2 separate regions of the Homo sapiens genome follow, and region 1 is linked to region 2. Evidence: read pairs that join two places in POLR2A ChIA-PET (ENCODE). Cell type or tissue: MCF 10A. All regions are shown on one strand. Links, peaks and the distances in the headings refer to the core of each region. The heading gives the core; the rest is flanking DNA. Region 1 overlaps TMEM259 (transmembrane protein 259). Region 2 overlaps ARID3A (AT-rich interaction domain 3A).

The links. ChIA-PET counts read pairs that join two places held together with the same protein. Peaks named below come from ENCODE experiments on the same cell type or tissue, not always from the same donor. Only the 100,000 strongest peaks of a DNase experiment are listed, where the experiment ranks them.
Region 1: POLR2A ChIA-PET joins it to region 2 with 5 read pairs; 6 of 35 experiments call an interaction of 5 or more read pairs at or near these places.

What each region holds. Positions count from the first base shown.
Region 1 is chr19:1,013,836-1,020,657 of GRCh38, reverse strand. TMEM259 (transmembrane protein 259) reads left to right here. Exons shown (of 11, transcript NM_001033026.2): 2 at 6,185-6,466. Among named protein-coding and RNA genes, the nearest start is that of TMEM259, 3.9 kb to the left of the region's middle. RefSeq lists enhancers at 1,049-1,648, 5,390-5,923 and a silencer at 2,032-2,251. In MCF 10A, for the core only: no CTCF peak of the experiment used is centred there; DNase peaks (open chromatin) are centred at 3,467 and 3,697.
Region 2 is chr19:951,976-958,797 of GRCh38, reverse strand. All of the region lies in intron 3 of ARID3A (AT-rich interaction domain 3A), which reads right to left. Among named protein-coding and RNA genes, the nearest start is that of WDR18, 29 kb to the left of the region's middle. RefSeq lists silencers at 952-1,144, 3,375-3,634, 4,840-5,048 and enhancers at 1,520-2,221, 2,924-3,625, 5,030-5,731, 5,732-6,433. In MCF 10A, for the core only: no CTCF peak of the experiment used is centred there; no DNase peak of the experiment used is centred there.

The sequences.
Region 1 (6,822 bases), core at 1,144-6,143, 62 kb before region 2:
CCCTGAGGCCTATACCCGGCCCTACCGATTAGGGCTCTCCCTCGCGACCTCTGACCCTGGGATTGGCCAGGGACACCGTCTCGTGACCCCATCCCGCCCGGGGACGTCCACCCGGGAAGGCCGGATCCCGCTGCACTAGAAGCCGCTGTTCTCTACTCTGGAAACCTCACTGTCAGCTCCCTCCAGGGCCCATCCTGTCCCCGGCGACCGCCTTTCCCAGGTCCCCACCTACCCAGGCTTGGAGTCCGGTCCTGGCCTGCGAGGTAGCACCTCCCGCCCTTTGACCCCTGACTGTGCCGCCTGAGACCCTCAGTTCCGAGGCCTCTCTCCCCTCCCAATGTGCTGGCCCAGAACCCAGCCTGACGCAGGTCTCCCTCGGACCAACCCCTGTCCTGGAAGTCGACTCCCCACTCCCCTCTCTCCCTCCTTGTAGCCTTTCAGCTGCGTTCCCCGCTCCTGAGCCTCAGGGGAATGTGACTTAGCTGAGGTCACCTCGCTAGGGTTAGCGGCAAAGTCACCGGCAGCAGCGTACCACCCCATCCCCGGCCTCTTCCTCCGCTGGGTCCCCACTCCCTTCCTGCTTCAGGAGCTCAGGTTGTGGGTCTGTCGCCCGTGCCTCCCCTATGAGGCACCGGCCTCCGCGTCTTGGGCTCTGTCCCCCTCCCGCCCTCCTCAGATGGCAGAGGTCTCAGCCGTGCAGGACAGGCATCGGCCTGACTCCCTCTGAGAAGGAGTCTTGCTTGGGTGACAAGAGGGGCTCAGTAGCAGCTGCAGCCCCTCAGAAAACAAGCTGGCCGGGGTCCTGGGCCACCTGGCGAAATGGGGACGTGGCCGTTTTCGTTCTGCATCAGAACACCGCCGCGCCGGGGCTTGGGGGCTGCTGAAGTTGCGCCGTGAGCTTTTTGGATCTAGCCTGCAAAGAGGGGTCCGATGCTGGCGGGCCAGGCTGCGATCGTGGGCAAGTTCCCAGCCTGACACAGGTTGGTCAGGAGCTGGCTGCTTTTTTGGGCTCGGCAAGTGGAGCTGGACCTTGGCCGTCCTGCGGACCTGGGTGTGGGTCCCAGCCTGCTGCCACTTCACGGAAGGCCCCCCAGCCTCCAGATCCGTGCCTCCCCAGGCCAGAGCTCAGCCCATCATCCTTCCCACCTTCCTCCCTGCAGCCCCCCAGAGTGGCATGGTCGCCTCAGTAGGCACCTGAGCAGGGCTGTGAAGGGTTACGCAGGCAGGCGGCCTTTCCCGGCTCTGGGGTCCACAGACGGGGCCTGAAACTGTGGACGGAGGCTGGTCTGTGGACGTGGGTTTTCCTTCCATGGAGTAGCCTGGGAACAGGATGGAGCCACTGTGTCCTTAGGCTTGTGGAGGGTGTGTGCTGGGTGCCAGGCCAGGTTCCCCCGACGGAGCTCAGCCTCCTTGGGAGGTGCATCCCTGTCGCCTGGGCCCTGGTCCCACCATGTCCCGGTTTGGAAAGGGATCAAGCCTACCCGGCTCCATCTCCAGGCCAATACCACTCACAGGTGGTCAGATGGGGCTGGGCCAGAGCTGGAGTTCCCCGTCTTCTGTGTAGGGTGGAGACTCTTGGGAGGTTCTCAGTAACCCCAATCCCTCCTCTCTCAGCAGAGGGCTTTGGACTGTGAGATCTCTGGGTGGTGAATTTTTTTTTTTTTTTTTTTGAGATGGAGTCTTGCTCTGTCACCCAGGCTGGAGTGCAGTGGTTTGATCTCGGCTCACTGCAAACTCCACCTCCTGGGTTCAAGCAATTCTTCTGCCTCAGCCTGCGGAGTAGCTAGGATTACCGGTGCCCACCATCACAACCGGCTAATTTTTTTGTCTTTTTAGTAGAGACTGGGTTTTGCCATGTTGGCTAGGCTGGTCTCAAACTGCTGATTTCAGGTGATCTGCCCGCCTCGGCCTCCCAAAAGGCTGGGATTACAGGCGTGAGCCACCATGCCTGGCCTGGGTGGGGAAATCTGTTCTTTGTGAATTTTCCACCCGGTAATCTGGTGGCACAGAATCTGACCCTGCTGCCTTCACTTTTACTTATCTGCAAAGTGCAGGCTGGAACTGCCTGATTTCAGAGGCTGCCTTGAGTTCCAGAAGGCTCCTCTGCTTCCTGCCTGCCTGGCTTCCGGGGGTCTCCCTGCAGAGAGCCAGGTCCTCCCTGGTATGATCCCTTCAAGGTGGCTTCATCCTGTGGCATCTGTGCAGCTGAGCTCCCAGCCCTGAGCTGGCATGGAGTCCCCCAGCTCTCACCCATGCCTGGGTGGCTTTAGGAAATGCCAGGATCTCCCAGCTCTGAGCCAGCATGGAGCCCCCCGGTCCCTCATCCATGCCTGGGTGGCTTTAGGAAATGCCAGGCAGTGCCAGGTGCTGGGGAGAGAGGAGGCGGCAGGGGCCTGTGTTCCAGGGGCCCTCGGGAGACCTCCATCCAGCCTCAGTATCCACCTCTGCTGGCCTTCATGGCCCTGAGCCCAGTGTGGCAGAGACTGTCCATCTTGGGGCACTGGGTGCCTGCACCTGTGCGGTTGGGCTCTGGACCCAGGTGACCACCAAGTGGATGCCCACAGGGTGAAGGGGTCTCGACTCAGCACCCCTGGACATGGGCAGGGGCCCGCGCCTAGCCACAGGGAGTAATGGGGCTCCTCTTGTGGGGTCGTGACGATTAAAGACGGGGTATGTGAGACCCCAGGGGCCCTGCTCTGAATGGGGGACCTGTCACATTGAGGCCACTGTGAGGCTGCAGTGGAAGGAGAGGCCCCGGTGGCCTGGAGGCAGGAAGCACCCCGGGTGGACAAAGGGGAGCCCCAGGTAGTGTTTCCTGGCTGGGGCTGAGGGCTCTGTGTCCCACCTGGGAGGAGAGTGTGGCTCCGCGGGCTTGTGTGTCCGTCGGTCTGTGGGTCAGTCAAATACCCAGAGAGCGGGCAGGCTGCTCCTGGCACTCCAGGTCTGTGGGGAGACAGGAAAGGAAAGGCCCACCCAGTGGCCGAGTGTTGGGGTGCCCTGAGAGCCTCGGCCAGAACATCCAGGAAGCTTCCTGGAGGAGGCGGTGAGCACGGCCCCAGGCTGGGGGAGGTGCTCCTGTGGGTGCAGCCGTGTGTGGGCTGACCCGGAGGAAGGAAGGGTCATAGGGGTGGGGTGACTCCTGTGCTGGGTGGGCAGGGCCTCCTGGAGGTGAGCCACAGCCAGTGGGATGGGGTGGGGTGTCCAGGCAGCTGGAGAGCGTGTGGGAAGGCCGTGGGGCTGGAGCATGTGGGTGCCTGCTGGGGAGCCTGGGTCAGGGACAGGGTCATGGAGTGTAGGGGACTGGACCACCCAGGGCATGCGAGTGGCTGAGCCAGGTTGCGGGCAGAGGGTGGCCAGGGGCCCATGGGAGCATTTGCAGGTGAGCTCCCTGGGGAGGGTTACTGTGGGCGTGGACGAGGCTGCCTGGGCGTGTGGCTCAGGGCCGGGCCTGGTGAGGTGGCTGCTGCAGGGTGGCTGATGACAGACAGGTCTTGGGGAGGAGGACCCGGGACTCGGGATGAGCCTGCGTCTGGCTGGGTGGTGCCTGCTCCTTGTTTTGTGGTGGGAGACTGAAGGGGAGCTGAGGCTTTGGCGGCAACGGGCCTTGTCCAGTGGGGCATTTTTCTGGTCATGCTCAGTCAGGGAAGAGGGGCCCTGAGCTCGGTCAGCACGGAGCACCTGATGGGGCAGAGACACAGTGACGTCTGAGTCATAGCGTCTGGTGGACTTGAAGTCTTTGACTGGAGTGTGTGCACATTGTGTGAAAACACTGGTGCCCTCTCATCACGTCCGCTGTCTTCATGGGACGGGTCACTCACACCAGTGCTGGGTGTGGCAGGATGTGTGTCCTGTGCCCTCTCCCGCTGACCCTGGACCAAGCTGACCCTGCCCAGGGCAACCCCAGGAGCTGCTCTTCCCCGTGGGGCCTTAATTGTGCAGACTGGCACTGCCCTGGCCCCTCCCTCCTGGCCATGTGACCTCAGCAGGTCCAGGTCTGTCGGGACCTCTGTGTCAGTTCCTCGTATATAAACCAGGGATGGTAACAGCCGTGCGTCCCTTGTGAAGCGTTGGACAGCCCCGACCTCGGCCCACTGTGTATCAGCACTTTTTGGAACATCTTGGCACAGGGTCCATTGCTGTCCTGGGCACAGCTCCTGCTGGATGTGTGGGCCTGGAAGGCAGAGCGTGGCCACCAGCAGCATCCACCATGGGCCTCGCGGGCCCCTCTCTCCTGAGAGTGCTGAGCCGAGGGGCTGTGGGGTCAGTGTCTCTGACCGTGACCCACCACTGGGCCCAGCCTCCGTGGCTCCTGTCCCCAGATGCCATATGGGGAAACGCTAGGCTTTGAAAGCATCTCAGGCTCCGGGGCTGCCCCCCTTCCACACTGCCCTCCCTGTCTTCCCCAGGACACAGGGGAACCCTCCCCAGCAGAGGGCCCTGCCCCCTCCCCCCGCCCACCCCTCATTTGTAGCTCCGGCGTCTGTGGGCGGGGCCTGAATGCCTGGCGGTCAGGGTTCTGCTCTTGCCTGTTTCTGCTTAAATCTCAGCGCCGGGCCAGCCTTCATCCCCTGCGGCTCTTTTGGCTGTAAGGACTAGAAATGCAGTTCAGATCAGCCCAAGGGATTCTCCAGCTCCTGGGGCTGGGGAGTGTGATGGGGCTCGCCCCAGGTGCACGTGCGGCTAGACCCAGGGCTTTATCCGTGCTCAGACTCAGGGCCTCCCACAGGTCACAGCACTGCGGCCGGGCTGGAAGTGGGTTGCTTTGCTGACTCGGCCCTTTGCTCAGTCTACAGAGGGTTCTGGAGAGGAGGCCCCAGCTCACTGTGGGCGTGGAAGAGTTGAGGCTCCTGGTGGTCTTGCCTATGGCTGTGCGGCCACAGGTGGCTCACTGCACCCCGGGCATTGGTGCACCTGCCAGCAGGTCACGGGTCACGGAGGGGCCCTGTGCTCCAGGCTCTCTGGCTTGTGATTTTGAGTCTGATCAATTCTTCCCTGAGAGTCTGGGGTTCCATGTGGCCGTGGGCGCCCCCTTGGCCCAGCTGGGTCCTCAGTTTTGCGGATCGGGGCAGCAGGTAGACGTGACCCTCACCAGGCTCGGGGGTGATGCCTGGACCTCAGGTTGGGAGGTACAGTGGGCAGCCAAACCGCCAGACGGTGAGGCGGGCTCCCTGGAAGAGGGGCTGCCCTGAACTGCCCCTAGAGGGGCCCCACTCTGAGTTGTGCCTGCAGCACGCTGGGGCGTGGGCTCCCCAAGCCCTGTGGACGTCGGGGTGGGGCCGTCCTGGGCACTGCGGGGTGCCGAGCAGCATCCCTGGCCTCACCCACTCCATGCCAGGAGCTCCCCCAATTGTGACAACCACAGATGTCCCAAGCATCCCCTGGGCAGGAGCCCCCAGGTGAGAGCTGCTGGCACCCCAGTTCATAGGTTGTGCCTCGGGCACGGCAGCCTCGCCCTGCCGTGGGGCGCTCTGCCCAGCCACGGAGGTCCACTGTGTCCCCAGCAGCTGCGGCTGGCCCCGCCAGGCCTGGGAGGGTTGCACAGGGCGCCCCGCCAGGTGAGAGAAGCTATTTTCAGGTGGTGAGATCAGGGGAGTGCTGGGGACGCAGCGGAAGGTGAGGCAGGAAGCAGCAGGTTGGGCTGTGGAGGGCTGTGCCCTCTTTCGTAGACAGTGGGTCCAGCTGGTGGCCCTGGGGTGGCGGCAACACCCATGCTGCTGCTTGCAGGGCGGGAGCCGTTGGCTGGCAGAGGGCCCTGGTGTGCTCCACTTGGTGGGTCTGAGTCCAGCCTCGTCTCCTCCCAGGTTTGGGGGGTCCTGTGTGCATCTGAGAGGGCCCCGGCCTGCTGGCTTCGTCCGGCTCACCCCTGAGGAGGTGCGGGGCAGTCACAGGCCTTGCCGAAGCCCCAGGGCCTGTCAGAGCCGGGCTGCAGGTGGCAGAGCCCCTCCGGGGTTGGAGTGGGGCGTCCCCCGGATCCTCAGTCACTTGGACTATGTGAGGGGCTGGCCCGGTGCAGTCAGCGTGGGAGGGACCCAGGGTCCTCAGAGCCCAATTCGGCTTCTGGGGTTTCCTTCCTTTCCCCGTCCTGGGCGTCCCAGCGCGCCCCATCACGCCCCATCACGTAGGCCCTTGGGTGTCGGCTGCAGCTGGCCCTGGGGCGCCCCACTGACTGCCGGCCGCCCCCTAGGCCCTGTTTGTGCTCTTCGTCCTGGCCTACATCCACATCGTCTTCTCCCGCTCGCCCATCAACTGCCTGGAGCATGTGCGTGACAAGTGGCCGCGTGAGGGCATCCTGCGTGTGGAAGTGCGGCACAACTCGAGCCGCGCGCCCGTCTTCCTACAGTTCTGTGACAGCGGCGGCCGCGGGAGCTTCCCGGGCCTGGCCGTGGAACCAGGCAGCAACCTGGACATGGAAGATGAGGAGGAGGAAGAGCTGACCATGGAGATGTTTGGGAACAGCTCCATCAAGGTGAGCCAGGCCTGGGCTCAGCTGCAGCAGAGGCCAGCGCCCCGTAGATGCTGGTCGCTGAAGGGGCGGTTCCTGACATCGACAGGATGTTGGGGTTCTTGACTTTCAGGGACCTGGCATGCAGACAAGGCCGCCCCTGCCTGCCGTGGCCTTTTGGTGGCCTGGGGGCTCTGAAGCAAGACCCTCGGCCTGTCGCCCTGCTAGAGGCCTGGGCAGGGCAGGGGGATCTCGGGGAGGACTTGGGCTGGGCAGACTCGGGCCTTTGAGAGTAGCTGTTCCGGGGAGGGGATTGGCTGGGGCTGGGGATGCAGTGGGCAGCAATAGCTGAGGAGGCCTGGGGGCTGAAAGCTAAGAGC
Region 2 (6,822 bases), core at 1,165-6,164:
CCTCAGCCTCCCGAGTAGCTGGGACTACAGGCGCCCGCCACCACGCCCGGATAATTTTTTGTATTTTTAGTAGAGACGGGGCTTCACCGTGTTAGCCAGGATGGTCTCGATCTCCTGACCTCGTGATCCGCCCGCCTCGGCCTCCCAAAGTGCTGGGATTACAGGCGTGAGCCACTAGAAATATGGAATTCTAATCCTGTGGGACCACCGTCCCATCTGCGGTCTGAGGTTGACCAAAGTGTCAACACGTGATTGTATGTCAGTAAGTTCCCCCGTTTCCAAATGAGGTCCTGTCACAGGTACTGGGAATCCAGTGCTTGAACCTGTCCTCTTCTTTTCTTTTTCTTTCTTCTTTTTTTTTTTTTTTTTTGAGATGGAGTCTCGCTCTGTCGCCCAGGCTGGAGTGCAGTGGCGCGATCTTGGCCCACTGCAAGCTCCACCTCCCGGGTTCACGCCATTCTCCTGCCTCAGCCTCTTGGAGTAGCTGGGACTACAGGCGCCCGCCACCACGCCCGGCTAATTTTTTTGTATTTTTAGTAGAGACGGAGTTTCACCATTTGGCCAGGATGGTCTCCTGACCTCGTGATCCGACTGCCTCAGTCTCCTAAAGTGCTGGGATTATGGGCATGAGCCACTGCGCCCAGCCTATTTTTTTTTTTAATTTTAATTTTTATTATTATTATTTTTAGATGGAGTCTCGCTCTGTCGCCCAGGCTGGAGTGCAATGGCGCAATCTCAGCTCGCTGCAACCTCTGTCTCCGGGGCTCAAGCAATTCTCCCCCCTCAGCCTCCTGAGTAGCTGGGATTACAGGCACCTGCCACTATGCCCAGCTAATTTTTGTATTTTTTGGGTAGAGACAGGGTTTCACTATTTGGCGAGGCTGGTCTTGAACTCCTGACCTCAAGTGATCCGCCTGCCACAGCCTCCCAAAGTCTTTTTTTTGTTTGTTTTTGGAGACAGGGTCTCACTCTGTTGCCCAGCCTGGAGTGCAGTGGCGCAATCATAGCTCACTGCAGCCTCAACCTCCTGGGCTCAAGGGATTCTCCTGCCTCAGCTGCCCAAGTGGCTGGGACCACAGGCACTCGCCATCACACCCGGCTAAGTTTTTACATTTTCTTTTGTAGAGATGGGTCTTTCTATGTTGCCCTGGCTGGTCTCGACCTCCTGGGCTCCCTCGATCCTCACGTGTTGCCTTCTCAAAGTGCTGGGGTCACAGGCGGGAGCCACCGCCCTCCACCTTTTCTTTGGGGGACACAATTTACCCTAGGACAGTGCCTGCCTGAGTTCACACAGCAAATCGCTGCAAAAATTCACCAGCATGCCTCCCGGGGCTGTCCTGAGGGTCGGACGGGAGCGCATTTGTTCCGAGAACTGGCTCTGCTTTGCAGGTGAGGAAACTGAGACACAGCGGCGAGTGCGGGACCAGAGCCTGGGGGCTGCTGGGGACTTGGCCCAGAGCCCCGCCCTGCTTCCCATCCCGGTCCTCCTGTCTCCTGCTGGCTTCCCCGCACCTGGAGCCTGGAGTCTCAGCCTCCAGCTATGAAATGAGCCACCGACCGCCTCTGCCTGCCAGGGTGGTGGCTGGGGAGGAAGAAGATCACCAGGCCCCGGAACGTCTTCCAGAGGGGAAAGAGGCTCCGTCTGGGGTACAAGGAGCCAGGAGGTCCCCCAGCGCCCCCCCCCACCCACAGGTTCGGGCGGGCAGGGTGGGGGAAAGCCGGCAGGGATAATTAGAAAGCGGAGTTCAGGCGGGGGCCAATTTGCCGAGGAGGAGCTGCGACAAATACCAGGCTGCCAATTAAGCTCGGGGGAATGTGGCTGGCTGGGCAGTGGGGAGCCTTGAAACCACCAATTAGGCCTCAGCTGGGATGATCGGTCATTAGGGCCCAGAAGGAGACCCACGCCCAGCCCCTGCTGCTGCGGGGACATCCCAGGTGCTGGGGAGGCCGGCCAAAGGCCCCATCACCCTGCAGCCGTCCTGCCCCTCTCTGGGCCTCAGTTTCCCCGTCTGTGTATTGGAGGCCCAGTGAGGCCTTCCGGGAAGGGGCTGGGGGGGCAGCCAGGAGTCCTGACCTCTGCCCTGGGTGGTCGAGGCTGCCCGAGGTCCAGCTGCCTGGTCTTTGTCTCCGCCCCAACCCGGCCAGCGCCAGACTGGCCAGCCTGCATTCCTGCGCTGATTTATGGTGGCCGGGGAGGCCCTTTCCCCTTCAGCTGCCTGAGGGGTGTGGGGCCCTCAGGTAGACCCGGCTGGCCGGGCCGGTGGGTCCCATGAGCACAGGCACGCACACATGGCCACACGCCCGGCCTCGTCCTCTGACCCCGGCCCGGCTGCCGCCCCCTCCCCTCCACGTTCTTCCTCCGAGACCCCGTCCATCACCGAGTCACGGATCTAGGAGTGTATCTGGGGTTTAGTCTGTTTTGTTCCCAGAGTCTGGAATCAGCCGAGCACACAGCAGTTGCCTAATAAATGCTCGTTACTTGAACCTTGATTTTCTCAGCTGCAAAAGTGAGCCGGGCAGGGCGGAGAGGGGGACAGGGCGGAGAGGGGGACAGGACGAGCTTGCCAGGGAAACGCCTGAGGCAGCAGGTACTGGAATGGGGAGGACTTCACCGCTGGGGCTGTCCTGGGGTGAACGCCATCCCCCACCCAAATTCACATCGGCCCAGAACCTCAGAACGAGACGTTATTTGGAAAAAGGGCCTTTGCAGACGTGATCAAATTGAGAAAAAGTCACAGTGAAGGCCGGTGGGCACTGGAGACGGTCGCACAGAGACAGAGGCCGGCCACATGTCAAGGGACTCCTGGAGCCCCCAGGAGCTGGGAGAGGCGGAAGGCTCCTCCTGCAGCCCCTGGAGGGAGCGCAGCCCTGCGGACGCCTCGATTTTGGACTCTGGGCTCCAGGACGGAGGGAGAACAGGTTTCGTTTGTTTTACGCCCGCGGTTTGAGGTCCTTCGTTACGCAGCCCCCCGGCTAAGAACCGCACGTAGAGGCCAGCACACCTTGGGCCCTTCCAGGGCGAGCGGAAGGTCCTCTCCTCTGAGATTCTGACCCGGTATTACGGGGTCTACCCTGCCTGGACCCCCCCTTCCCTGGCACAGCCCCTACAAGAAACCTCACCGCACCTCCTGCCTCAGTTTCCCCATCTCTCAAATAGAGTGTGTGAGAAAACACAGCAGCTTTACCCCAAGCACCTGGCGCCCCAGCTACCCTCACATCCCGGATGGGGAAACCGAGGCGCCAGGCAGCAATCAGCTGCCCCATGTACAGCCAGCCAAGGTTGGGGTTGGAGAGGGGAGCCATTAACTCCCAGGCCAAATGGTGGGCGAACTGGGCCGGTGGCGAGGCACGGTCAGACCCCTGTGGGGCCGGGGCACTGATGCGTGGCAGTAAAGGGAGGACCTGCGGGGGCCCCAGCTGCTGGCGGGGGAGGCGGCTCTAATGGCCGTTGCTGTGGGCAGCCAGCAACAAAGCCAGCAGTAAAGGCCGCCTGGGCTTTATGGGTCTCTGGCCCCCGGTTCCGCTCCCCTGTGGGGGGCGCCCCGCCCTGGCCAGCTGGCCGAGGCCCCAGGGATGGGAAAGCAGGGGACGGTGTCCAGGCTGCCCATGGCGGTGTCCAGGCCCCCCTTGTGGGCCAGATCCCGGGTTGAACTGCTGGGCCACAGCACACCCCATGGCAAACCCAGGCCTTGGTTCTCACCTGGGTTCTGTGGCCGAAACCCTGCCCCTCTGAAACGTCAACCAGAAAGCTCTGAAATCAGCCGCCCACCACACACCCACAGGAGCCCTAAACCCAGGCTGGAGATTGGGCAAAATCTCCGGAAACTCCCTCCCCAGGGGCTGAGGGCCGAGATAAGCGGCCCGCACTCCCCTCCACGCCGCCTGACCTCCCTGGGGCCTGCTCTGATCACGGGAGGGGTCGGGTGTGAAGTTCTGAAGGTGCCCCTCCGCTGAGACCCCCACCGCCCCCCATCAGCCCCGAGCGGCCGCCTTCGCCCCGGCTGTTCCTCCCGTCTGCGAGGCCTTCTCAGCCCCTTCCCTTCGTCTGGGTCCCCTGTGGTCATTCCCTCCCTGGAGGGGAGCCCCCCGTCCTCCCAGGACCGATATCACCTCCGCAGATGCTCTGCTCCCACCCACCTTTACCGACCACCGGCCTCACGGGGTTTCTGGCTCACGGCCCCCCTTGGACCCCCAGCCCTCGCATGGCCCCAGCTGTGTGGATTCACGCATTTGTCTCTCGTCTGTCTGCCCTGGAACATGCGGAATTCTTATCTTGTTGCCAGCATCCAAAATCGGGCACACAGCAGTTGCCTAATAAATGCATGTTAAATGAACTTGCTTTCTCAGTGCGATGCCAAGAAAATGCGGGGCCACAGGGCAGGCCTGGGGGTCTTTCCCTGAGGGGGTCCCCTCCCCTCTGTCCACTTCCTGCTGTGGGGGATGGAAGGTGTGGACCCCTAATTACCAAGGCTGGGCCCATCGTCTCCCCTTCCCAGCACCACCTGCTTCGGAGAAGGGGAAACCGAGGCACAGAGCGCGTGGAGCCAAGCCACCTCCAGGTCCCCCGGCCGCCCCTCCTGCCAGACCCTTCCCCACTCAGCAGTTGGGTGGGGTGGGGGGTTTTTCACAGACATCTGAGCATGACCCTCCCTCGGCCACAGCCTCCCAGGGCCCCCCAGCACCCTCCTGGCCCCTCCCTGCCCTCTCCTGCTCCCTCCGCCCCGGCCTTGAGCTGCCCTATTTAGGGACAGGGTCTCGCTCTGTCACTCAGGCTGGAGTGCAGTGGTGAGACCCTAGCTCACTGCAGCCTCCACCTCCCACCTCGGTCTCCTGAGCCAATGAGACCACAGGCAGGCACCACCACGCTCGGCTAATTTTTGTATTTCTATAGAGACAAGGTCTTGCTATATTGCTCAGGCTGGTCTCAAACTCCTGGCCTTAAGTGATCCTCCTGCCTCAGCCTCCCACAGCGCTGGGATTACAGGCAGGAGCCCCCAGACCCAGCCTTGGCGTCTTTCTATGTAAAACGCACAGGCCCCCACCCCAGGGCCTCCGCGGCGCTGTTCCTTCTGCCTGGAATGCAGCTCCCGGGTCCCCGCTCGGCTCCTGCCTTCCCGCCCAAACGTCGCCTTCTGACAGAGCCCCCTCCACAGCCCCCCTCAGCCTCTGACCCCTTCATTCCTCTTTGGTTTTCTTCCCAGAAGGTTGCACGCCCGAGCCCCGTTACACGGATCTGCAAGACACACTCCGTGGCTCTGGGGATGGAGGGAAGACGCTGTGGCCCCCGACCCTGACACTCCCCCGGCTCTGCACGGGGGGGGGTGTGGGAGGCCTGGGGGGGTGGGAGGTGCCGCCCCCACCTGATGAGGACCGGGCCCCTCTGGAGGGGGCACCTGTGAGGAGAGAGGGTGGCGGGGCTCGGGTGGTGGCGCCGGTGGGGGAGGGGAGGAAAAAGTGAGATAACCGCCACCCCCCAGCCCTGGAAGGGCAAACAGGAAATTCTTGTTTGTGGCGAAACGTTGATGATTTTCTCCACCCCACCTCCCAGAGAAACGACAGCTCCGAGGGGGTCAGTGGAGTCTGCTGGCGGACAGGGTGCAAGATAAGTCCCAGGGCCACCTGGGAGTGGGGAGGGGGTTCCCCGGCTGCCCGGACCACCCCTAGAACCAGGGAGTTCAGCCCCGGCTCAGGACTCCCCTCCCCAGCCCACCGGCTCTGGGAGGTGGGAGGAAGGTCAGAAAAAGACCCCAGAGGTTTGCAGAAAATCCAAGGAAAGGGTTGGCCAGGACAGAAGAGGGTGGCCGGGGCCAGCACATGCGGCCCCTCCCCCAGCAGTGCCCAAGGTCACAGGTGGGCAGTGCCCAAGGTCACAGGGGGGCTATGGTTTCCCCACTCAGTCCCCAGGCAGGCCCCACCTGGGCACTCCCACCAGGTCCCAGCAGCTGCGGGGGGCCCAGGGCGGTGTCCTTGGGCCCAGAGGCCCAGGCTGTAAAGAAACCGCCTGTCTGCAGGGCCCCCTGGGAGAACCTTTGCCCCCCAGGCCCCCTCCAGTCTCCCAGGAGGCTCCAAAGTCCATGAGGCCCCACCTGGGGATGAGGCCACGGCAGGGGTGGGAGGGGTGCAGGAGCTGGGAGGCACCTGGTCAGCTGCAGCCCTTCAGACGCTCTCTTTGGCCACAGAATTCAGGGAAATCCAAGAAAGAATCCAAGTGTCTAGCGTTTGGGGACTGCCGAGCCCTGAGCCTCCAGGAGGGTTGGCCTGACTGAGCCTCCAGGAGGGTTGGCCCGAGACTTGGCAGAGAGATGTCAGAAGAAGAGAAATTTTCTTTCCTTTTTTTTTTTTTTTTTTTTTTTTTTGAGACAGGGTCTCGCTCTGTGGCCCAGGCTGGAGTGCACTGGCACGATCACAGCTCACTGCAGCCTCAGCCTCTCAGGCTCAAGTGATCCTCCTGCCTCAGCCTCTGGAGTAGTTGGGACCCCAGGCACACACCACCATGCCCAGTTTTAACTTTTTTTTGTAGAGATGGGGTCTTGCTATGTTGCCCAGGCTGGGTACAAACTCCTGGGCTCAAGTGATCCTCCCTCCTCGGCCTCCCAGAGTGCTGGGATTCTGGGCATGAACCACCACGCCCAGCCTGAGACACTTTGTTTTTGTTTTGAGACCGAGTCTCGCTCTGTCGCTCAGGCTGGAGTACAGTGGTGTGACCTCAGCTCACTGCAACCTCCGCCTCCCGGGTTCAAACGATTCTCCTGCCCCAGCCTCCCAAGTAGGTGGGATTACCGGCACGTGCCACCACACCTGGCTAATTTTTTTTTTAAATTT